3 separate regions of the Homo sapiens genome follow, and all the other regions are linked to region 1. A link is a contact called in ENCODE Hi-C or POLR2A ChIA-PET data. All regions are on one chromosome and are shown on one strand. The core of a region is the stretch at or near the end of the contact, and the rest is flanking DNA. Distances in the headings are between cores, read along the strand shown. Region 1 overlaps RBL2 (RB transcriptional corepressor like 2). Region 2 holds the start of BRD7 (bromodomain containing 7). Region 3 holds the start of ADCY7 (adenylate cyclase 7).

The links. A loop is a pair of places that touch in the nucleus more often than their neighbours do. ChIA-PET counts read pairs that join two places held with the same protein, here RNA polymerase II (POLR2A). Pooled maps may share reads with other maps.
Region 2: a loop to region 1 is called in a pooled map, with 9 times the contacts of the local background. The contact joins the promoter of BRD7 here to the enhancer-like site in region 1. A Hi-C loop is called at or near these places in 2 of 50 pooled maps.
Region 3: a loop to region 1 is called in a pooled map, with 6 times the contacts of the local background. The contact joins the promoter of ADCY7 here to the enhancer-like site in region 1. A Hi-C loop is called at or near these places in 4 of 50 pooled maps. POLR2A ChIA-PET finds 5 or more read pairs at or near these places in 2 of 52 experiments (CD8-positive, alpha-beta memory T cell and GM12878).

What each region holds. Positions count from the first base shown.
Region 1 is chr16:53,456,330-53,460,304 of GRCh38, forward strand. RBL2 (RB transcriptional corepressor like 2) reads left to right here. Exons shown (of 22, transcript NM_005611.4): 9 at 3,122-3,288. Among named protein-coding and RNA genes, the nearest start is that of RBL2, 24 kb to the left of the region's middle. Within about 2 kb of position 1,507, at least 6 of the 41 ENCODE cell types and tissues checked have a DNase peak (open chromatin) inside an H3K27ac peak, as active enhancers do; they include GM12878, where a contact is called at or near this core.
Region 2 is chr16:50,367,450-50,371,716 of GRCh38, forward strand. It overlaps BRD7 (bromodomain containing 7), which reads right to left and starts at 1,539. Exons shown (of 17, transcript NM_013263.5): 1 at 1,277-1,539; 2 at 641-849. The coding sequence starts at 1,325. RefSeq lists silencers at 928-1,437, 1,468-1,717.
Region 3 is chr16:50,264,432-50,268,438 of GRCh38, forward strand. It overlaps ADCY7 (adenylate cyclase 7), which reads left to right and starts at 2,120. Exons shown (of 26, transcript NM_001114.5): 1 at 2,120-2,249. RefSeq lists enhancers at 17-196, 1,264-1,857, 1,803-1,892.

The DNA of each region.
Region 1 (3,975 bases), core at 257-2,756:
GATTTACATTTTTAAAGGTCTTCTGGGAAAGTGGGATTAGAGGCAAGGGTGGAAGTAGGGAGTTAAGAAGCTATTGGAATGATTCTGGCAATAGTTTATGGTGGCTTGCTTCAGAGAATGGTTTGTAGCTGGGCCATATTTTGGAGATGGCACCCACAGGATTTACCGAGGGTTTGTATCTAGGGTATGAGAAAAAGAGAACAGTGATGTCTCCAGTTGGGTGAATGATATAAAAGCTAAAATCCTGACAAGTGCCTGTAATGTTGTAAGTTATCTGGCCCTGGCTCTCTCTGAATTCATCTACTTTCCTCCCTCCTCACCCACTTATGCCACATTAACCTCCTTTTTTGTTCTTCAGATATGCCAGGCATGCCTGCAACACAAAGCCTTTGCCTTTGCAATTCCCTCTGCCTAAACTGTATTGCTTCAAGAGACTCATGTGGCTTCCTTCTCACTTCATTCTGGTCTCTGATAACCCAACTGCTATGTCAATAATAACCACAACATCCTCCCCAACCCTCAGGACTTCTTTTCCCCCTGACTCTGCTTGCTAGTGTTTCTCTTCGTATTTATCACTGTCTGACAGTAAGTAGGGAGGTAGGTAGAAAGAATTGTTTATTACCTGTCTCCTTGCATTAGAATATAAGCTTCACCAAGGCTGTGACCAGTGTTGTATGCAGCGCTTGGCACATAGTAGACATTCGGGGAACATTTACTACTGAAATTTATTAAGAGGGAAGAGCAAGTCTGGGGGAAGGGGAATCAAGAGTTAGGGTTATTAGCATGTTAAATTAGAGATGTCTTTTAAGCATCCTAGTAGAGAAGTTGAATAGACAGTTGAGGTATACAAGACCGGAGTTCACAGTTCACAGTAGAGGTTAGGGGTTGTGTATATATGTCCTGGGGTCATCAGGGTGGGTACAGATAGCTTTTTTTTTTTTTTTTTTTGAGATGGAGTCTCGCTCTGTCACCCAGGCTGGAGTGCAGTGGTGCAATCTCGGCTCACTGTGACCTCTGCCACCTGGGTTCAAGCGATTCTCCTGCCTCAGCCTCCTGAGTAGCTGGGATTACAGGTGCCTGCCACCATGCCCAGCTAATTTTTTGTATTTTTAGTAGAAACGGCATTTCACCATCTTGGCTAGTCTGGTCTTGAACTCCTGACCTCATGATCTTCCCGCCTCGGCTTCCTGAAGTGCTGGGATTATAGGCGTGAGCCACCATGCCCAGCCGTAGATGGCTTTTAAAGCTATAAAATGAGGAGGGATTACTTAGAGGTATGAATTGAGAGAGAATACAAGAGGACTAAGGACAAAGCTCAGGGTCACTCCAAATTTTGTAAGTCTTCATTTGGAGATGGAACATCCTAATATTTTTAAGATACCGACTTAATATTTGCACCCAAGTTAAAGATTCCTCTTGATCAGAATGAACAGGAAGCTTTAAGCTAAGCACAGTGCTACCAAGAAGCACCATGTTGACCTTGAGGACTCTGGCAGGAAGCTGTTTGTGGTTGTCACACCTAGTTTCCTCTGTGAAACTACTGCTGCCTGTGGGTGATGTGGTTATATGCTGCTGGCTGCTGTTGATTCTCCTGTTTGTGTACAAGGTGTTTTTCCCTCCCAGTGCCTCCCAATGTAGGCATCGGTTCATGCACAGTGAAGTAGTTGGCTGCAAGAAACCTTGTAAGGCAGGGAGCAGCCTTTTGAATGCAATAATCTACCCAAATCATTTTATTGACTTAATTATAGAATGAATTTCTTTGAAACAAAGTGAAAGTCTTAGTTGTATTACACTTTAAGACATAGAGAAAACATGTAGGTTTGTTTCTGTATACAGTAAATTTCTGTGCTTTTCTATATCTTATGAAACTTGAATAGTTGGCTCTGTTGCCAGGTGAAAGTTTTGCTAGGTTTTTTAAAAAATTAGAATAAGTACATTTAATACACAGGGAAATTTTATCTTGAATATTAAAAGACATTGTTAAGCTATCTTAACCTTTCAGAGTTTATTTGAAAAATCAGAAAGATGTTTTACTGGCTCCTTTGACACCAAGTCACATCTTCTCCATATTTATTGTCAAGAATGTTGACTTTAACTTATTTCTCTGAAGACCTGTCTACCTTAGGGGGAGAACCTGTGATAGATTCTGGTAACCAAAGGTAGAGGAGGGGCAGGAAGACCAATGAAGGCTGTTCTGCATCAAGTTGCCTTTTTAGGGAATGTTCAACTTATTATCTGTCTCTGAAGCAAATTTGAATATTTGGATGGTGGGTGTATTAATTCATTTTAACGCTGCTGATAAAGACATGCCCAAAACTGGGAACAAAAAGAGGTTTAATTGGACTTACAGTTCCACATGACTGGGGAGTCCTCAGAATCATGGTGTGAGGCGAAAGGCACTTCTTAGGTGGCGGTGGCAAGAGAAAAATGAGGAAGAAGCAAAAGTGGAAACCCCTGATAAGGCCGTCAGATCTCGCGAGACGTATTCACTATCACAAGAATAGAACGGGAAAGACTGGCCTCCATAATTCAATTACCTCCCACTGGGTGCCTCACACAGCACATGGGAATTCTGGGAAATACAATTCAAGTTGAGGCTTCGATGCAGACATAGCCAAACCATATCAGTAGGCTTTTGTTAAATCATGGATTTTTTTTGGAACCAAATTTAATCACAATTTTCTTTTATCTTTGAGTGTCTGCAAAAATAGCAGTAGATGGGAATTGTGAAATTCTGTTTCTCAGAGCTGAGAATAATCTTAATTTTTCAGGTGAGCAGAATGCTTATCTTTGCCTCCGAGCATAAGTTTTACAAGAGGGAATGTAGGGAGCTGTACCTTATTTTAGAGTTTTAACTTTTAAGAGACAAACTTTTAGTTAGCTAAAATACAAATTATTCTTTCACACCTTCGTCTTCACATGGATATTGGCGGCTCTTAATGCTGTTATGTTTAAATTCCAAGAATGGTGACATTTGAGTCACTAAAATTTATTGATATTGTAAAGATAAAGTCTTACTGGCTTGAAGTCCCATTTGTGAAGTGAATTAAAGTCTTTCTGGCCTAAAATAATGTTCTTTAAAAAATGTTTATTAATTCTGTGTAATTTTTTTTTTCTTTAGTCCAAAGCACTTAGAATCTCCACACCACTAACTGGTGTTAGGTACATTAAGGAGAATAGCCCTTGTGTGACTCCAGTTTCTACAGCTACGCATAGCTTGAGTCGTCTTCACACCATGCTGACAGGCCTCAGGAATGCACCAAGTGAGAAACTGGAACAGATTCTCAGGTTAGTTTGAGCCCTGTCTGCTTTCTAAGATTTGGTTATTGACCATTTTCCAATTTCCTATTCTTTCATTATTAATGCCTTAATTCACCCATGAATAATTTTTTATCAATTGTATACTCAGTCCTGTTGTGAGTCTATAGAGGACCTAGCAATAAGATGTATAAGTGGAAGATCTTCTTTCCTTAGATTTCTTTAATATAATACAAGACACAGTAACTAATAACACCAGACAGTGTAGAGTAAAACACAAAAGTGTCTTATTGCCAACTGTTCTTTCAAGATTTCAGGGAGTGGTGAGGTGGGGGCGGGGGGAAGCTCAGTGATGATGGGAATTGTCAAAGGACTTTATGAAGAGGGTTGAACCTGAGGTAAGTTCTGAAGGGTGACTCAGATTTGAAAAGATTAATAGAGTTCCACATGTTCATAAAGCAGGACAAAAACCACTGTAACTTTTGTAAGCTCTATAAAACATCCTTATCCTGGAAAGGAAGTTCACTGCATTTAGTTCCTTTGATCTCCCTGAGACTGGTAGGAATATCATTGAGTTTTAATTAAAAGCCCAGTAGGCTGAATCTCATCATCTTATGCATAACCTTTGGCAAGTTGATTTGAAAAGTTACCTCCAAGGTCCCTCTCAGTCCTAAAACCTTATGATATGATAACGTAGACCCAAAAGGACCCCATTTT
Region 2 (4,267 bases), core at 289-2,788, 3.1 Mb before region 1:
CCAGCCTCAAGCAATCCTCCCACCTCGGCATTCCAAAGTGTTGGGATTACAAGTGTGGGCTACTGGGCCCAGCCATTAATTATTATTTTGCCCAGCTTTCAAACCAAGATGGTAGCTACTCATTCTTTTCTGTTAAATGCAAATGGTTAAGAATATCAATCTCCATTACAGGTTTCTGACCAAATTTTCTCAACACACTACAACACTGTTTTAAAAGATTTAAAGTTGCTCATTACAGATTTGGCATTATAATATTTATTTCAGAACAAACTTTAAACCCCAGTAGATCCCACTCGCTTCTGAAATGACTATTTTTGACAATCCTTGAACACTGAGGCTTTCTTGAGCATGACTTTTTACCCTGCCTAGATGGAAAAACCATTCTTTGAAGCAGCTCCTCAAAATTTGGACTTAGCTGCTTCCTCACCTGATGTGCGAGTACAATTGCCTAAGAGTATAATCCAAAAACGACTTGCTGAAACTCATAGATGATTCATGTCTCTATTCTGTCCTGCTCCTCCTCAAACGAGCCAGATCTTAGAGGCGTTTGTTTTCCCCAGATACAAAGAAAATAAAATGAGGTTGGCACCTGGAAGAGGCAGTGCCGTCCGCAAAGCCAAAGCAATGTAACCACTTGTACCTTAACTCTTCTCCGTTTTCTCCCCTTTTCTTCCCCTGGAATCTGCTTCTCTCCTTTCTTTCTCTTTTTCCGCTTTCTGTCCTTGTGTTTGTCATGATCGTTTTTGTCTTCGAAGAGGCTGGAGTCGTGCCCCGAGCTGCCCGTGGAGAGTTCGGTGACTTCGTTCCCTCCTACTTTGAGGACCAGCTTCAAGGGCTTCTCTACATACTCTTAAAAAAAGAAAAGAAAAGAAAGGAAAGCGCGTCGATTAAAATCGGGGCTCTCCAGGGAGTGCTAAGGATGCAGAGCGCCAAGGCGCAGCAAGCCCGAGGCGGCTTTGGGCGCTCCGCGAAGCACCTGTTGAATGACGGACCCCGGCCCGGGGGTGCGGCGGCGCCGCCCGCCCCGAACGCTCCCAGGCCTCCCGGGCCCGCCTCACGTCTCCCCACCAGAGACCCACCGGACCAGGGGGACCCGGGTTCGAATGCCGCGGCCGCACGGGGGGCAGCGCGGCCTCCGGCAGGACGCGCCCCCTTCGCCGGCCTGGGCCTGCCGTGGGAAGGAAGGGCCCCGGGCCGCCCCGGAGCCACTGGGAAAGAGCGGAAGCCCGGCAGAGCCGCCGAGGGCCCGCCGCCCGCACCCCGGCCCCCTCCTCACCCTCGTAGAGGTGTTTGTCCGACTTGTGCTTCTTGTGCTTCTTGCCCATGTCCGACCGGGCCCCGGTGCCCGCCCCCCGCGCCAGGCCCAGGCCGTGCGGCGCCGCTTCCGGTCCGGGCCAGGCGAGCGGAGGGCGGGAGCGGGGCCCGCGAGACCCCGCGCCGCGAGGCAGGGGGGCGGCGCGCGCCGGGCGGCGCGATGCCCCTCTCGAGAAGACGGCGCGCGAGACCCGGCCGGAGCCCGAGAGCGGCGGCGGGGGGGGCGCGCGGCCGGCGCAGAGGCGGGAAAGAAGGCCCGCCGCGCGCACAGGGTGCCGGCGGCTGCGGGTGGCGGCCCCTGGCGACCGGAGGTGGTGCTGCAGCTCGCGGGCCGGGGGCGGGGCCGAGGGCGGGGCCGGGGCGGGATCCACCGCTCAGACTCTCGTCTTTCTTCCTTCCTCCCTTTCCCCTCAATTTGTCTGTCTTGTCTCTGTCTCTGTGTGTCTCTCCCTCCGTCTCCACTTCCCTCCCTTCTTTTTACTCCCTCCCTCTCTTTCTTTCTCTTTCCCTTCTTCCCTTCCTTCCTCCTTCCTTCCTTTCTTTCTTCCCTCCTTACTGCCTCCCTTCAAGCCTTCCTTCTCTCTTTTCTTCCTCCCTCATCACCCTTCCTTCTCCTCTTCCCGTCTCCTTCCCTCTTTTTTTCTTTTCTTTTTTTCCCCTTCCTCCTTCCCCCACTCTTCCTTTCTTTCCACTTTCCCTTGCTTCTGTTTCTTCCCTTTTACGATATTGACTGAACCCCATACTGGGTGCCAGACCCAGCAAACTCAGCACATTGGTGACTGAAGATTCTAATCTTAAAAAAAACTTATGTGCTGATAGGTGAAGGTTACCAGACGTTTTGACTGTCTTTACTTCTAGCTGTATGGTGCTTTGTCTGTTTTCAGATAAGCTCGTAATTATAGTCTCCTCTTAAGAAAGGATCTGTTATCAGTCATTTATACTTTAGTAACAATTTAGACCCATGAATCACCTCTCCCAGGAAGATTTGTAGCTTTACCTTGAACTTCAGTGGTGAAATTATAGGCTTATATTTTAGGACCCTATTGTTGGCAACTAATAGAAACCAATTTGAATTATTTCAAGTAAATAAAAAGGGATTTATTGGTTTACATGTCTAGAAAGGGCAAGAATAAAGCTTGCCAGAGGGAAGACAGGAACCAAGGATGTAATGCTGTTGACTGGCATGCCAGCTCGCTCTCTCTCTTGTCTCTCTGTATATCGGTCTCCATCTCCCCCCTTCTTTCCTATATGGCTGGAAACATGGCCACCATCTGCTTCTGAGGCCTCTTCTTTATAGTGTCCTGACCAACTGGGAAAAAGATCTCTTCCTGTCAGCTTCACCTGGAAAACAGTCCCAGGGAAGGACTCTGATTGGCTTGGCTTGTGTCACATGTTTTATGGGACAGGGGATGGGAGATTGATTCGGCCTGGATGCCAAATCTACCCCCTCACCCCCTTGGCCAAGAGAAGTGGAGTCTGTGATTGGCAGCTCCTGCCAGACTTCTATGGTTAGCCAGGGAAGATGAGGTTCTTCTAATGAAGAGAGTTGCTTTTTCATGAAAGCTAAAAGTGTGTGTCTATTATTTCCCTGTAACAAGCCTCTCTGGTGTCCGTGAGGCAGAGATCAGGGTGTGGGAAGAGGGGTTGTGTTGGGGAAGAGACCTTCTGCTGCTCTGAAATCAAGCCAGCTAGGCCCCCTAGGCCCCCTAAGCATAGGGCAAAGCTTGGTTTCAGCTTTTCATCCACTGTCTGTAACTTATTTTGCTTTAAGAACCACTATGCCAACTCCCACTGTGGGTCTGGCCTCTATTGTGGCATTGCCTTGCTCCAGGCTCAACCTGTGGGTTTACCTGTCTGCTCCTCATTACCCTGGGTACCTCCTTGGTACTTACAGTGCCTAGCACAGTGACTACTACTGTCCAAATGCCCCTCAGAGGAAAAAGGTCTGGTGAACTCATCCATACTATCAAGTTAGTAATTTCCCTACCCTCTCAAGAGTGATTCTACATAGGTCACAAAGTGGTCACATCAATGGAAAGTGAATAAGAGTACGTAGCAGAAAACACCTCCCAGAAAAATGTTCCTGGAAGTGGAAGCCCAAATTCATCTAGTTTTAAATTCTCAGCACTAATACCATGCCTGGCACATAGAAGGCACCAGAAAATGCTAGTTGAGCTGCACGGTCCTGGTTCGGGCAGACTCCCCTGAGAGATTTCTGCCTGCTGCCATTCATGACCTCCCAGTGAGTGTAGAATGGCCTGGAGACTGGCTTCAGAGCAATAGAATATGGCAAAGATGATGGACGTCACTCCTGTGTTGAGGATACATAAGACTTCAGTCTTACTTGCTGACCGTCTCTCTTGCCTTCTTGGCTTGCATGTTTTGATGAAGTAAGCTGCCATGCTGGAGAAGCCCATGTGACAAAGACCTGAGGCTGGGCCCCAGTTGACATCCGGCTACAACTGAGGCTATCAGTCCAACAGCCTTGAAGGATTGAATCCTGCCAGCAACTGTGTGAGCTTCAAAGTGGATCCTTCCTCAGTGGAACATTCAGATGAGACCTCAGCCCTGGCTGACATCCTGATCACAGCCCTGTGAGAGTCCCAGAAGCAGAGGCCCCAGTTAAGCTGTGCCCAGACTTCTCCCCCAACAGCCCAACAGCTCTTGAGTGAGTGAGACAGAGCTGACTTGAGTCCTGGGGTCACAGATGCTTACAGGGTCTGTGACTTTGGCATGTCCTGAGAGGGCTGCCTACCTCTGAACCTTGGAACCAGGGTGAGGTCATTGGGTGTGCTGCTGCAACAGGGTGGTTGTAAGGATCAAAGAAGATAATGTGGTCAGAGTGCCGAGAGTAATGCCTGATATGGTAGATAGTAAATGGTCAATAAATATCAGCTGCTAATACTAACTTTTAAATATTTGTGAATGTCACTTTCCTGCTCAAAACCATCTT
Region 3 (4,007 bases), core at 870-3,369, 3.2 Mb before region 1:
GATAGAAGTCATTTGTGGACACATGTACTCATTTCTTTTGGGTAAATACCTGAGATTGAATTGCTGAGTCATTGGGGAAGCATATGGTTTGCTTTTGTCCACACTGCCAGGCAGTTTTCATCATGGTGGCTCCATTTTACATTCCCACTAGCAGTACATGAGAGTGAAGAGCTGCTTCTCCTCCTTGTCAACACTTGGTATTTTCATTTTAATTTTAGCCATTCTAGTGGTACAGTGGAATCTCTATATGGTTTTAATTTGCTGGTGGCTAATGATGTTGAGTATCTTTTTCATGTGCTTATTGGTCATTTTGGCATCCTCTTTGTTGAAGTACCTGTGTAAGTCTCTTGTTCATCTTTTAATTGGGCCATTTGTCTTTTTCTTATTGGTTTGTGGGAGGTCTTTTTTTTTTTTTTTTTTTCTGAGACAGAGTCTCACTCTGTTGCCCAGGCTGGAGTGCAGTGGTGTGATCTCGGCTCACTGCAACCTCTGCCTCCCAGGTTCAAGTGATTCTCCTGCCTCAGCCTCCCAAGTAGCTGGGATTACAGGCTCATGCCACCACGCCTGGCTAATTTTTGTGCTTTTAGTAGAAACGGGATTTTGCCATGTTAGCCAGGCTGGTTTCAAACTCCTGACATCAGGTGATCCGCCCACCTTAGCCTCCCAAAGTGCTGGGATTACAGGCATGAGCCACCATGCCAAGCCTGGGAGATCTTTATATATGCTAGGGAGGAGTCTTTTGTCAGTCATATAGGATGTGACTTTCTCCTAGTCAGTGGCTTGTCTTTCCCCTCTTTTGATGATGATGATGTCTGTTCCTTCTCTGCTCTGGGACATTTGCTAGGGAGACATTTGCTGATAGGAGGGCGACCCTGATGGGGAGGATCCCCTGAGGTCTCCCACTCCCTCCTGTGGCCTCTGGAGCAGCCTGGAACCCTGTGTGAGTCCTATGCCTGTCTCCACCAGATGGCAGACCTTAGATCACCTGCTAGTTCCCTGCATGGGGCCTGGCACAGAGACAGCACCTAACATGTTCAGTTCCTCCTGATCAGTATGTGTGGGATGTCTACTCTGTGACCAGCTGGGGCTGGACGCTGGGGACACAGCTGTTGATATTACAGCTGCCCTCCCATCTCTGCCCTCCTCAAGGATATAACCTAGGAAAGACAGACCAGCAACCAGTGGTCACAGCACAGAGGTGCTGTGATGGAGGAAGGTGCAGGGGTTAGAAGACCAGAAGAGGGGTGTCTGACCCTGGATGTGGGAGGTGGAGGAGGTACACCATTGCTTTGAGGAGCTCGTAATCCCAGGATGCCAGTCACATGCTCAGAAGGGCTCCCTGAGGACCAGGTGCTGCTGTGGCCAGCGGGCTGGAGGCCTCCCCCTCTGTTTTGGGAGTCTCCACTCTCTCCTCTTAGCCTCTCCTGATCTGCTCCCTCGCCACTGAGCGCCCCATGATCCCAGTGGGGAAACTGAGGCCTGGCATAGCAGAAGGGGTGCTGGGGTTTGATTCCCAGCCTCATGGTGCCCAGGGATGTTGGGGGCTCTCCAGGGACTCTGATTTTGGAATAGGAGCCCCAAGGATGGGCCTGCCCCTGCCCTGCTCCCAGCATGGGAGCGTAGGTGAGATGGAGAGGCAGTGGGCTGGGCTGGAAGATCTTTGACCTCTCCTGGGCCCCTCTCAGAGGTGGACGGGGCCACCTTACTACATAGATAGGGAAATTGAGTCCCAGGAAGGCGCGGGGGGCCTGTCTGTGAGCGTCAGAGCCCACAGGAGGCTCAGGCCAGGCCGCTAATTGCTAATTGCTCACTAAGGATGCATTTGCTCCCCACTTTGAACAGTTGTCTTGGGGCTTCTAATGGAGGTTTTTGGTGCTTGTTTTATTATTATTTTTTCAAAATTGTTCCAGCTTCAAGCTTCAAATTTCCATGAAGTCATTGGAGCCCGACAGCTCCCAGGCCTGGCAGCTCCCAGGCTGCGGAGAGCAGCACTGTGGCTGGGGGAGGGGGCCCTGCACACCCCGAGAGGCTGGGCTGTGGGCTGTGCCTTAGCCTTGCTGCCGCCGCCGCCGCTGCTGCCGCTGCCGGAGCAGGAAGTGGTGGGTCCCAGATGTGACTCACTCTCATTAGGTAGCGTGGAAGGAGCCTTCGGATGGGTGAGCCTGGGCGCGTCTGAGGAAGGGCAGGCGGGGGCCGGGCCACCTCCCTGCAGACCCTGGCCGGCTGCTGGGGCCGGGGAGGAGAGCCAGGTAAAAGTGGGGTGTGGGGATGGAGTGTCACCAGTCCTAGTGGCTTGAGCCCCAGGGGACGGGGCTGGACAGTGGGTGGGAAGCAGCTCACCCGGCAGCCTGGCCTGGGAGTGCACTGGGCAGGGTCTGGGCTGGGGGAGTAGGAGGCTCCGTGAGCCTACTGGGCAGATGGCTGGGAGAGGCGGCCCTTCAACAGGGGACCAGAGGCGACTTGTCACTGGCTTTTCCCAGCCTGACAAGAAAGTGCGGTTGTGACCACAATGTTGTACATGTGGCCCGTTCCATCTGGAATTCTAGGAACCACAGACTCTCAAATGTCCACACTCCTTCTCGAGGGTGTAATTTTACATTTACAAGCACACATGACTTTTCTCAATGAAAGGAAACATTGGCAAGGGAAGGCCAATTCAACTAATTTTATGAAATTATAAAACAAAAAACAAACAAAACCTCTGAAAGGAGTGCATGCCTGAGGGTCAGGAAACCAAGATGCCTCCAAAAAGCAGACTGGTTTCCCTTTCCCTGCAATGCCTCTCCTCTATCCCCCAGGGACCGCATGGGCCATCTGGAGTGGGTCTTTCTGGAGCGGGTCTTTCTGGAGCTTTCTATGCATTCATCTAAACATGTATGTACAGAGGGTGAGGCAGTTGCCTCTTCTCTGTGTCATCACATCAGGGTCAAGGGCAGGGACATCTGTGGCTGGGGGCTTCCTCCCTGGACAGCCATTGCTGGAGAGGAGAAGGGAGGGCCGGGAGGGGGAAGCCAAGGGCCTGGAGGTAGGGGCCAGGCCGAGCCACCTACGACAGGGGCCCTGGGTCCAAGGCCTGGACGGGCAGCCAGTGTGGGCTGGATGTGTCTGGAAGGGCTATGTGACCGTGGGCCTTCACTAGCATCACCATCTTGCAGATGGAGGCTGTGAGGGGTGGACTCAACACCAGTGTTTCTCGGAGTGAGGACCGGGCTGCCCAGGGAATCACAGGGGGTTCTAGCCTGTGTGTGGAAGGACATGTTTAAAATCTAAGTATTTGTCTTGGGGAAAAAAAAATCTGTAAATAGGACATTGCCATTGTGACATCATGACTGTATTATTGTCTTAGACGAGGCCAAAGGAGACATAAAAGTGACAAGCCAGCCAATTTGAGAGGAAGTGCCAAGTGCCAGCCCTGCAGGAAGTGCAGGAGGCTGAGGGGGCTGCAGCTCAGGAAGGCGTTTGCTGCACAGCCTTCGCTTCCCACCCAGTTGTCTGTCTTCCCACCTCCAGAGGCCCTGGGTTCCCAAGGTTTACCTGCAGCTCCTGGTGCAGAGTGTGGGGGAGGGGAGGCTCTCAGATTGTTCCAGATTCTGTGGCCCTCAGAAGGGCAGGTGTGAGCTTTGTGGAGGTAGCGTCTCCGGTGGTATTTTCTTTCTTTCTTATTTTTATTTATTATTATTTTTTGAGATGGAGTCTCTGTCTGTTGCCCAGGCTGGAGTGCAGTAGTGACCCTCTTGGGTCACTGTAACCTTTGCCTCCTGGGCTTAAGCCGTCCTCCTCCCTCAGCCTCCTGAGTAGCTGGGACTACAGTTACCACACCACTACACCTGGCTAATTTTTGTATTTTTAGTAAAGTAAAGACGGGGTTTCACCATGGTGGCCAGGCTGGTCTCAAACTCCTGACCTCAAATGATCCATCCACCTCGACCTCCCAAAGTGCTGGGATTATAGGTGTGAGCCACCACCCCCAGCCTCTTTTCTTTTTTTAAGACAGGATCTCACTCTGT